Linked DNA regions of Homo sapiens: region 2 is linked to region 1. A link is an interaction called in ENCODE POLR2A ChIA-PET data of the cell type or tissue named here. Cell type or tissue: Panc1. All regions are shown on one strand. Each heading gives the region's core, and the rest is flanking DNA. Links, peaks and the distances in the headings are about the cores only.

What was found. ChIA-PET counts read pairs that join two places held together with the same protein. Peaks named below come from ENCODE experiments on the same cell type or tissue, not always from the same donor. Only the 100,000 strongest peaks of a DNase experiment are listed, where the experiment ranks them.
Region 2: POLR2A ChIA-PET joins it to region 1 with 9 read pairs; 1 of 35 experiments calls an interaction of 5 or more read pairs at or near these places.

The regions. Positions count from the first base shown.
Region 1 is chr11:131,979,502-131,984,879 of GRCh38, forward strand. All of the region lies in intron 2 of NTM (neurotrimin), which reads left to right. Among named protein-coding and RNA genes, the nearest start is that of NTM-AS3, 85 kb to the left of the region's middle. RefSeq lists an enhancer at 1,658-2,611. In Panc1, for the core only: no CTCF peak of the experiment used is centred there; a DNase peak (open chromatin) is centred at 2,121.
Region 2 is chr11:130,439,791-130,445,168 of GRCh38, forward strand. No RefSeq gene overlaps it. Among named protein-coding and RNA genes, the nearest start is that of ADAMTS15, 6.2 kb to the right of the region's middle. In Panc1, for the core only: no CTCF peak of the experiment used is centred there; no DNase peak of the experiment used is centred there; H3K27ac peaks cover 308 bases.

The DNA.
Region 1 (5,378 bases), core at 98-5,097:
ACAGCCCATGTGAGCTATGGAAATGCAATTAAAAGGAGTCACAGAGCCTTCTCAACTGCCTGGGCTTAATTAAGATATGATCTGCCAGTCTCTTAGTGGCCATTAATTCATTGTCTGGTAATCCAATAAGGGGTTATTGTTTGAAGCTGTTTGAGAGCCACTTGCCTCACTATTAACTCAAAATTGCCCAAAAGGCGGTACTACAATGTCATTCTCCCTGCCCCAAAGAGGACATGACATTGAAAGACATTTGACATCCACATTTGACAACACTTGAAATGGCAACATTATGGCTTAAGCATTCACAAGTCTATGGATATGATAATGGAACTAGTGACATCTAATTACTAACTGGCAATTAATGATAATAGCCCTTTGTGAATATGTAGGGCCATTCTCTATAGGGAGCTCCTTGCTCTTTGCACATATTAATTAATATAGATAGGCAGGTAGGTGATAGAAAGGTGGCTTTATAACATTATTGCTGCTGAGTAAACTGAGTCAGGTTCCAACTGCACCTTGTAGATGCACAACGATTCCTTGCTGTTTTGAAACTAAATGGATTACAATTTTAAGAGTAATTAAAGAGGAATGAGAACTGTAGGGAAGTGAAGGGAATGGATGTCAAAGGAAAATTCAAGGTATCACTAACTATTTGAATTCTTGATTTACTTCCACCCATGTTTCTGGAATAGGAATTGGTCATTTTTCCCGGATTGGTAGCCAGATATGAAACATTAAGTCGGCTTTCAGCAAAATGATGTCTGGTATATTCAGAATAAGGCCGATTTATTTTCTCCCCACAGAGCCCCATTGATGCTGAATTTTTATTGCCCAATAGAATTCAACCTGGTTGTGATTATCCCATTGGTCCTGCTAGATAAAACCCATGTGTATTTGCCAAACACCCACTTGGAAATGGAAAATTTAATTAAAGACAGGAAACTGAATTTAATGATCTCTACTGATCTCTTAAATTCCCCAAATTATTTCATTATGGCTTACTTATTGAATTTTCTTAAGGAATTCTAAAATAAATGAACAATTACCTGAATTTTGCAGTGTTGTACATAGAAATAGAGTGAGTTTTCACCACACTTTCAAAAACAAGTGAGAGTCTACCCCACTAATTCATATATTCTTTCATTCATAAGCATTTATTGAGCACATACAGTGTGCCAATGCTGTGCTGAGCTCTGGGTGTACTGATAGAAAAAGCTTTGATGTGGCCCTTAAGATGCTCAGTGTGGTGATAGAAAGGAAGTTAAACAAATAAGTACAATCCGGAGTGACCAATTCTACAACAGAAAGATGAGCAAGTTATGGGGAGTAATGAGGGCAAAGAGGAATGAGAGTTAACTTTGTGAGTAGCCCCTGCCTGGCTGTGCGATAGGGGTTCAAATCCGACTCTATGTTTATGGGAAGTACTTTGTTCCATCTGCCTATCCACCTGTCATTACTTCAAGTTGATTTAATAGTTCTGCAGTTGGGACCTGTGGGGTGTGTGTATGTGTGTTTATAATAAGTTTAAATGAGGTAATCCTTTTATAACCTCACTACTCCCTATTGGGATTTGTTTGTTTTGATGGAAGGGAGGGAGATGAGATTTGGCACATAGCAGGTATCCAGCAAATGCAACTGCAGCCTGAAGAGTCAACGTGGACAAATCCCAAACAATGTGAGCCCTTTGGGAATGCTCCGCTTTGTGTTTCCTCTGAATTGCATGAGGCTACCAGATGAGGACAGGAGGAGAAAGAATTAAAGTGTCCTGACACCGTGTTCCAGGTTGTGTAGCTTTTAAGTGGGCACCCATTTTTCCACCTAAGAGCTCCAATGTGCCTCTGTTTGACCACATGGCTTTCCGGTTAGCTGTGTGACAGCTGGATGTCCCAGCATTTCTTTCTCTCCCTTTCCAATCACGAGCTGGAGCAGTCTTGATGAATCTCTGCAGGCACGTCGTCCTCAACTGAGGGATGATTCATTGGCATGAAGCTGTTAAGTGATTAAAATAAAGCACTTTTATGGAAACGTTCTGCTTACTCTGTGTTCCCAGACACCTCTGTAGTGTGTCTGTGGCAAGAGAGGACTGTAGGGGACACACATCGTCTTATCATTTTCTCTCTTGTTACAATATCCAATATTTCTGTGCTAGGGCAGAATTTGAAAATTGTAGTTCAATTCAGATAACCTTGCATGTGCTCTTGGGCCCTTGAAAGGAGAGAAAACAGGCCTGGTGCGGTGGCTTATGCCTGTAATCCCAGCACATTGGGAGGCTGAGGCAGGTGGAGCACCTGAGGTCAGGAGTTCAAGACCAGCGTGGTCAACATGGCGAAACCCCATCTCTACTAAAAAATACAAACATTAGCTGGGCGTGGTGTCAGGTGCCTGTAATCCCAGCTACTTGGGACGCTGAGGCAGGATAATTGCTTGAACCTGGGAGGCGGAAGTTGCAGTGAGCCAAGATTGCACCACTGCACTCCAGCCTGGGTGACAGAGCGGGACTCCATCTCAAAAATAAAAAAGAAAAGGAGAGAAAACAAGCAAACAAAAAAACCCACAGAAAACAACACAACAAAAAACACTAAAAGGAAAAAAAAAGAAACCGTGCAGTTTGAAATTATCTCCTAGGTTGCCCATCTGCCCAAGGGGAAAAGTCTATGAGAAACATACTGGGGTGGAGGGAGGGGGGACTTGGAGGCAGCAACACACTGTTCTCATGGGAAGGGAGGCTCCTTTTTGTTTGTTTTGTGCACAGGAACTTGCCCTGATTGGAGTAGAGTTTGCAACCCTCCCCAGTGTGGGGTTTCTTTGTTACGAAGATCAAGAGAAGGCATAGGGAATGCAAGAATGTAAAGAGAAAGAAGGGGCAAGAACAAGGATGAAAGGAGCTGGAGAAGGGAAAGGGACAGCGATGGCAGGAATGGAGAGACACGAGAGGTGGGATGAGGAAACAAGGAGGGTCATGGAACAGACACAGCTGCTCCTGAAAGTTCAGGAGCAGCTGGGAGAGGGGCTTCTGGCTTCTTCCAGCCAGGGTGCTCCCCTATGGAAAGCAGAGTTTCTGGGTCTGTCCCGTGTATGTGCCCTTTAAAGCAAGTGTCACTGGAGACACATAAAATGAAAGGGGGGGCAGGGTGGAATAAAGGGAAAAATTATTGTAATTCTTAAACAGACAACTTTAAAAAGCAGTGATTTAGGTTGTTTTATTCATTACACGTCATAAAGGACTCAGGCTGTGGTGCCCACTGGCTTTAAAATCTAGGACCCTATTAAAACCTTTCCTTGTTAGTAACTCAGAGCTTTGGAAATTTGATAAGAAAAAAAGCCAATTTAATCAAGGCAAGATTTAACACAAAGAAAGGACCTGGTCTTGCCTTTCTGCAGAAAAACTTTCAGGATCAAATGGCTTATGATTTTCATTTACCTAAAGAATCCCAGTGGAATCAGCAGTTGGGGAGAGGAGGGGTCATTTCATTAGCTTGCAGGGCATGCCCAGATTCAGTTTCTTCACACACTACTGGCTGCTTCCTTAGCTACTCAAAGGAAAATGATTTTTTTTTTTTTTTAGTCATACTACATGGAAGAACACCCATTGTCTAAAGAAGAGGCAAAAGCAAATCTGCCTAATATCTGAAAGTAGGAAAAGATTGGTTGGTTTATCTTGACCTCAGTAGATCCCATTTTCAATAACCTGTATTGTACCTTCAATCCTCAAATGATAATGTGGCATTTGTGGCATCACAAAAAGAGATGCTGGAGTTGGGGAGACACAGGGTTGAGTCCAACCTCTCTAAATTGTGTAAATTATTAAAAATAAAAACATAACAAACCTCATTTTTCACCTCTCTAAAATGGAGAGTATAAAATTGTATCTTTTTTTTTTTTTTTTTTTGAGATGGAGTCTCGCTCTGTCTCCTAGGCCAGAGTGCAGTGGTGTGATCTTGGCTCACTGCAACCTCTGCCTCCCGGGTTCAAGCGATTCTCCTACATCAGCCTCCCAAGTAGCTGGGATTCCAGGCATCTGCTACCACACCCAGCTAATTTTTTTATTTTTATTAGAGATGGGGTTTCACCACGTTGGCTGGGCTAGTCTTGAACTCCTGACCTCAGGTAATCTGCCTGCCTCGGCCTCCCAAAGTGCTGGTATTACAGGCATGAGCCACCACGACTGGCTATAATATTGTATCTTCTATTATATAAATAAAATTCTCTGAGTTGACTCAATATAAATTTATGACTTGCTCACTCAACAATCTACAATGAATGTTTCTGATTGTTGTTGAGGAGAGAGGCTCTGCTCCATGTAGTCACTCAGGGATCCAGGCTAACCAAGGCTCTGCCATCTTGAACACATGACGTCCAAAGTTCCCTGAGCATTAGCTTCCAGCCAAAGGAAGAGGACAGAATATAGAAGAATACATAAGGGAGATTGTTAAATGTCATATGGTATATATCACTTTTTCACATTCTTTTGGCTAGAATGAAATTACTTGATCTACCTGCCTGTAGAGCCAAAGAAAAGGAATGTAACCTAATTAATGCCAAGAAAAAATAGACACAGATTTTGGTGTACAGGTAGCAATCATAGCTACAGTAGGCATTTAAGTAAATATCCATTTGTACCCTTCTTCACATACTCAGAATACACAGCCCCAAGGTAGACTACTCAAAATCCAATTCAATTACTGCATTCAGCTCAAAGTCCGAGTTCACCTGGTGGTATTTACTCCTTTTTCTTCATGATCAGCCATGGCTGTTTATGGATCACTGACGTATAACTGAAAAGATTGCCACCCCTTATTCCAAAGTCCTTTTAAATGGGGTAGCAAGATGGGATTATCACAGTAAAACACCTTATTTGGAAAATGGAAGCATTGAAGATACACAGCAGTTACTGGTTCATGGGTGATATTTTTGCCCCGGCAGTGGAGAAGCTTCTTATCTATACTCTGATTCTGTTCTCCAGGAGGAGATTTCTTACCTATTGTTAGTGGTGGCTCCCTGGCGTCACACACTGGATAGTTCTTCTTTGTTCAGCATCCTCCATGGCCACATCTGAAGTGGTCATTGTGGAGTACGCCCTACTTGGGGGCTGAATGAATTATCTAGCCCATTTGCTGTGAGTGCATGTTGGGGTGTTTGGCAGTTGGTTTACAGTTCCAGGCTCTTTTAAAGGAAAATCATAGTTTTTCAGCTACACAAAAACTGTCAAAAGTATCATAAGCTTCTTCCCTATTTATTTTCAGGCAGATCCATTTGCCACATGAAAAAAAATAAAAAATATAAATAGATATAACTCATAGACCTACATTATTGCTTTCTTTTTGTGTTACTGTGCCCTTTTTCTTCTCTTAATGTGGATACATTGGGATACTCTG
Region 2 (5,378 bases), core at 265-5,264, 1.5 Mb before region 1:
CCAGGCTCAAACACTAGTTTTATGTTCTTCTTTAGTTAAATACCAGAGTTGTCTGCCCTTTAATTTCCAATGTTCTTGAGGATCGGAGAAAACTCACATCTATAAGCCTCGTGCATATCAGGTTCCTGGAGGCTCAGTTGTAAAGTGCACCTGCCTCTTGGGCCCATGCTGCCTTGTTGACTGGCCGTGATGCTCATTCCCATTGCCTACTCACCTCCCACTGCTGGAGTGAAACACATTCCGTCTGAAGTGAGGCGATGTGCGTTGACCATTGGTAAAAGAGAGGGCCAGATGAGCTAAGCATTCCACACAACATTTCTAAATGAGATGCCAGATGAAAAATTTGAGGTTGAGAGCTTGCTGAATGGAAGTCCTCCCATCCTGGCTCTGTTGGGCTCAGAAAGAAGCCTGGTGGATGACAGCAGGGTGAGTACACGGAATCAGTTGATGTGCATGTGCTTTTTATCAGCTATTTTCACCTTAGGATAAATGAAGACGCTGGTAGCAAATTTTGAGAGATGGGAGTGAGGACGCATGAGAAGAATTAGAGAGAGCAGCAGAAAGCATGGCGTGGGGGAGGCCAGACAGGGACTGGAGAGGGTGCAGGGGAGACGGGCATGCTGGGGGAGAGAATTGACAGTAGGGTGTAAACCACAAGGGGCTGCTGCCTCTGGGTTTCCACAGGCTACTTGCCTACCCCCTAAATTCACCTAGATGAAGAAAGTAAGAGCCTGCAGCTCCCCTCAGTTTTTCTTGGCAGAACAAATCAAATAAATTGCAGGCTCCTGCAACGGGAACTGTATCATACTTTCTGATTACAAGAGTCCTAAATAATGTTATTCAGTCTGTGGGCTCAATGTGTCATTACTAATGATAATGAGACCGTTCTTACTCTTTCTGTAAGTAGGGGATTCAAAACTCCAGGAAGCATTTAACTAGCACCCCAAAATAAAGCAACCTCAAATAGGGCCGGGACTGGGCCCTGGCTTGCTGACCTGCAATTCTGGCAGTGAGTTAGACTGATCCTTGCTCTTGACCTCTCAGTCATACAAGGGCTGGTATGTTAGGCTCAGGTCCTGGCATGGTCTTTTTGATTTTCAAGTGTTTTCACAACTTACTCCCAGTGAGAGAAGAAACTTTTCCTCCTCTTTGGGCATGGGCAGGTCTTTCTAAGCCTCTGGGAGTTAAAGAATGAACTTCTGAGAGGCTGCAAATCTCCCAAAATTGTGGGCAGAATTTTGCGTGTGCATGTGCCTGGGTGTTTGTCAGGGAGGAGGTTTCACAGTGTTTGTGGCATTCTCCAAGGATCCGGATGGTTAAGGATTGCTGCATTAGAGCCCACGTGATCTATGTTAATATCCAGTGAGCTGAGTTCCTTTAGTGTCTGTATTAGTCTGTTCTCTCATTGCTGTAAAGAAATACCTGAGACTGGGTAATTTATAAAGAAAAAGAGGTTTAATTGGCTCACGGTCCCACAGAATATACAGGAAGTATGATGCTGGCATCTGCTCTGCTTCTGGGGAGGCCTCAGAAAACTTACACTCATGGTGGAATGTGAAAGGGAAGCACATACATCATGTGGCCAGAGCAGGAGCAAGGGACAGAGAAGCGGGAGGTGCCAGGCACTTTCAAACAGGCAGCTCTCACAGGAACTCACTCACTGTCACAAGATCAGCCCAAGTGGGAAACCCGCCCCCGTGATTCAATCACCTCCCACCAGGCCCCACCTGCAACACTGGGAATTACCATTTGACATGAGATTTGGGTGGGGACAGAGATCCAAACCCTATCCATGCCATAGTGCACAGGCAGCAAAGTAAAAATGAACGCAGTGGGAAAAATACTCCATGGGTGTTTTCCGTGGCTTCTTGTTGAAGCTCCAAAGACAGTGGGCCAAGTCACTTTAGGGCCATTAAGCTAATTGTTGACCCAGAGTAGGCTCAGCTTAAAGGCAACTCATTGGATTCTCATGAATTCTATTTCAACTAGCTTGTGAGCATGTGTTCAAGGAGTGTGAGAAGGAGTATGTGTAGGGGAGGAAGACGGGGGAGAGCTGAGTGTGGCTGGAAGTGTATGATACTGGGGTACACCCATGGTATGAGTCAGAATGGGAAAATGAAAAATGGAAATAGGATGGTCTTACCAGAAGAAAGGCAGCTGAGGTCAGAGGAGTCCCCAGGGCTGGAATTTAACAGGAGAGGAGTGTTTCAGTTATACATCTGCTGCTCAGGGATAAGGTGATCTTTGTTGAGTCACTTAAACTCTGAGTCTTAGTTCTTCTTACTCAAAAAGGAGATGTTAATAACTCCTGTCCCATCGCTCCCCTCCCTGAGTATTTTTGTAAGGATGGAATGATAATATATATCAACTTATTTACAAGTCATATGGTATTTTGTATATGTCAAGTATTTTTATTAGGAGGGAGGATGAGCTAATGGAAGAAACCATGCTACCTGGGAGAGCAATCAATTTTGTGTTGGGACCTCATCTGGGTTGCAGGAGCCCGGAGGTGGTCCTTTGCTAGAGATGGGGTGGAGGCCTGAGGCTCAAGGTCAAGCTCAATCTTGAAGCTACTCTTTGTTGACGGTGGGAAAAGGGGCATACTGGGAAGAGTAGAGGAGATAGAAGCTTTTTGGCAGGAAAAACTAATTGCTTTCTAAATCCCTAGATAGGAGTTGAGGATTTAGCATCCATCTCATCTCTATTTTAGGCATTCTCCTTCAACCAGCCTAAAAGCTAAAGGTGCAGCTATACGCAGAATAGCCAAGAGCTCCAAAGTAATTTGTCCTGGGGCGTGTGTGTAAATCTATAAAATAAATGATTGAATCAGGGAGCCCTAGATTTCAGGGGGGTAGCTGTTATTTAAGACTGTCTAAGGGGGATTCAGGGTGAAAGGAGGCAGCCTGGAACTATTGTTTGTTGAGTTTGTCCAAGCCACATCAAGACCCTTTGCTCTAATTTCCTAGCATCCAAGAGAACAAATACAGGAGTTAGCACCAGAGAGACTTCTACTTAAACGCTTAGCCCCAGAGTCAAAAACAGAGTGGGTGGCTGAGAGGGAAAAAACAGAGTTAAATATTTCCTCTGAGTAATGAAGAATGAACTCAGGCCAGGGCTGTAATTCATGGGGCCTTAGATGAATCTCCAGCTGCTTCAGCTGTCTCTGCATCTGGGAGAAGACCAGCCAAGAGCTCCAGCAGTTGTGGAAGCCAGTGGATGATGGCAGCTCAGTCATTTAACACTCGCTGGGCCTTCCCGGGGGCTTCCTGAAGCCTGTGCCTTTCTATACTTTGCCTGCTTTGCCCACCTCTGTGGCACAGATTCCAAGAGGAGCAGATTAAACGCATCTGGGATTTTTAGGGATCTTTGGTAAAGAATGATCAAGTCCTAAGCTCAAAACATGATAAATTTGTACATCTGTTTTCATGCTGCTGTGTAAAAACCGATTTAAGTCCTAACATGGTAGGCCAATGATTTAGAATAGCTAATCTGGGGAATTGGGAGACTTTCCTAAGTCATTTCCCTGCCCATTAAAATCTTGCCCAGATCATAGTGCTTGTCCCTCCACCCCGTTTTTCTCCTTAATTATTTTCTCCTGTTTTGAAGAGATCCTCCAGGATGCCCAATTTCACAGGTAGGCAGAAGTCATCCTGTGATGACTTCTGTGATGACTTCATCCCGTGATGAAGAAATCTGCCGGGCGCGATGGCTCATGCCTGTAATCCCAGCACTTTGGGAGGCCAAGGCGAGTGGATCACAAGGTTAGGAGTTCGAGACCAGCCTGGCCAAGATGGTGAAACCCCGTCTTTACTAAAAATACAAAAATTAGCTGGGCATGGTGGCGGGCACCTGTAATCCCAGCTACTTGAGAGGCTGAGGCAGAAGAATCGCTTGAACCCAGGGGGCGGAGGTTGCAGTGAGCTGAGATTGCGCCACTGCACTCTAGCCTGGGCGACAGAGCAAGACTCTGTCTCAAAAAAAAAAAAAAAAAAAAAAAAAAGAAGTGAAATCCAAACCTAATCCTTGTGGCTGCCTCCTTCTGGCCTCTGTGAGTTACCTTTTTGAGTTGATCTTCTACCTGGAACCTGCCGCATCCAGCTGGCTTGACCAGGAAGTTAACACCTCCTCTGGGGACTGTCATGGAGACTAGTATAATAGGAAAGGAAGCCCTCCTTTTGATGAGTTTCCAGACAAGTGTGGCTGCAGCCCAGTCTCGGGAAAAGGGATGAACACACAATTAGCAAAGGGCAAGCGAGTTCAAATGGACTCTGCCTATGCTGGAAATGGGATGCATATATGCCAGAGGAACTAACAAAAAAGAGCAACCAGAGCTGTGTGAGTTAAGTCAAGGGGCTTCCTATAGGAAGTGAGGGTTATATAGGCAGGCATGGATGAGGCTGAGAGGCCATTCTGTATGGGAGGAAAGGCTCACATAAATACGCATGCTGAAAGAACACTTTCTGAGCAGGAGCACTCAAGCTAATGAATTTAGCTAGGGCCAGGCTTTCAGATGAAGAGTAAAGAGAAACGATTTCATGAGATGAGTAGAGAAACTGGCTGGGTAGCCTTAGGCAAGTAACTTCCTTTCTCTGGACCTCAGCTGCCACACCTATGGGATGAAGGTAGTGGGCTAGGTGACTAGGGTACTAGGCTAGGTGACTGGGGTATTGGGTTAGGTGACTAGGGTACTGGGCTAGGTAACTAGGGTGCCAGGCTAAGGTTTTTGTCAGAGAGATGTAGAAATACATAATTATGAGAGAAGTATGTCAGGCACTCGCTCTATGAGAGAGCCACATTTTCATTGTGGAGATGAAGTATCTTGTCCAATATTTTACAGACTGTAAGGGACCAAGCTGGATTAGAATTGGGTTGATTCATTTGCTCAGTATCTTTGGAGCGCCCCTGTGAGCCCAGCACTGTGTCAGGCTCTGGGAGATATAACAGTGAACGAGATGGGGAAGGTCCTGCTCTCATTTTAACGGAGGGAAGTCAGTCAAGAAAAAAAAAAAAGATCTAAGTGAGCAAAATAGGTTTAGATAGAGAGATAGAGGTAAATGCTAGTGGACAAGACAAAACATGCAATCATGATTGTGACTTGGGACTTCTCAGATTGGGCGGTCTGGGAAGGCCCCTCTGAGGGGGCTGTACTTGGGCTGAGACCTGGAGGCTGTGAAGAGGCCAGCCTAGTTGGCGAAGGACAGAAAGGCCAAGCTGGGGGTCTTAGATCTGACAGATGGCTTAGACCCCCAGTCGTCCTCTGGGGGAAGAGCTGCTTTTTAAAAAATTTTCATTTTCATACATTGACAGGGAGTTGCTTTTTATTTTCCAGGGATGTTAAGATCATGGAGGGCAGGAGAAGCGAGAACTCCATGGCGGTT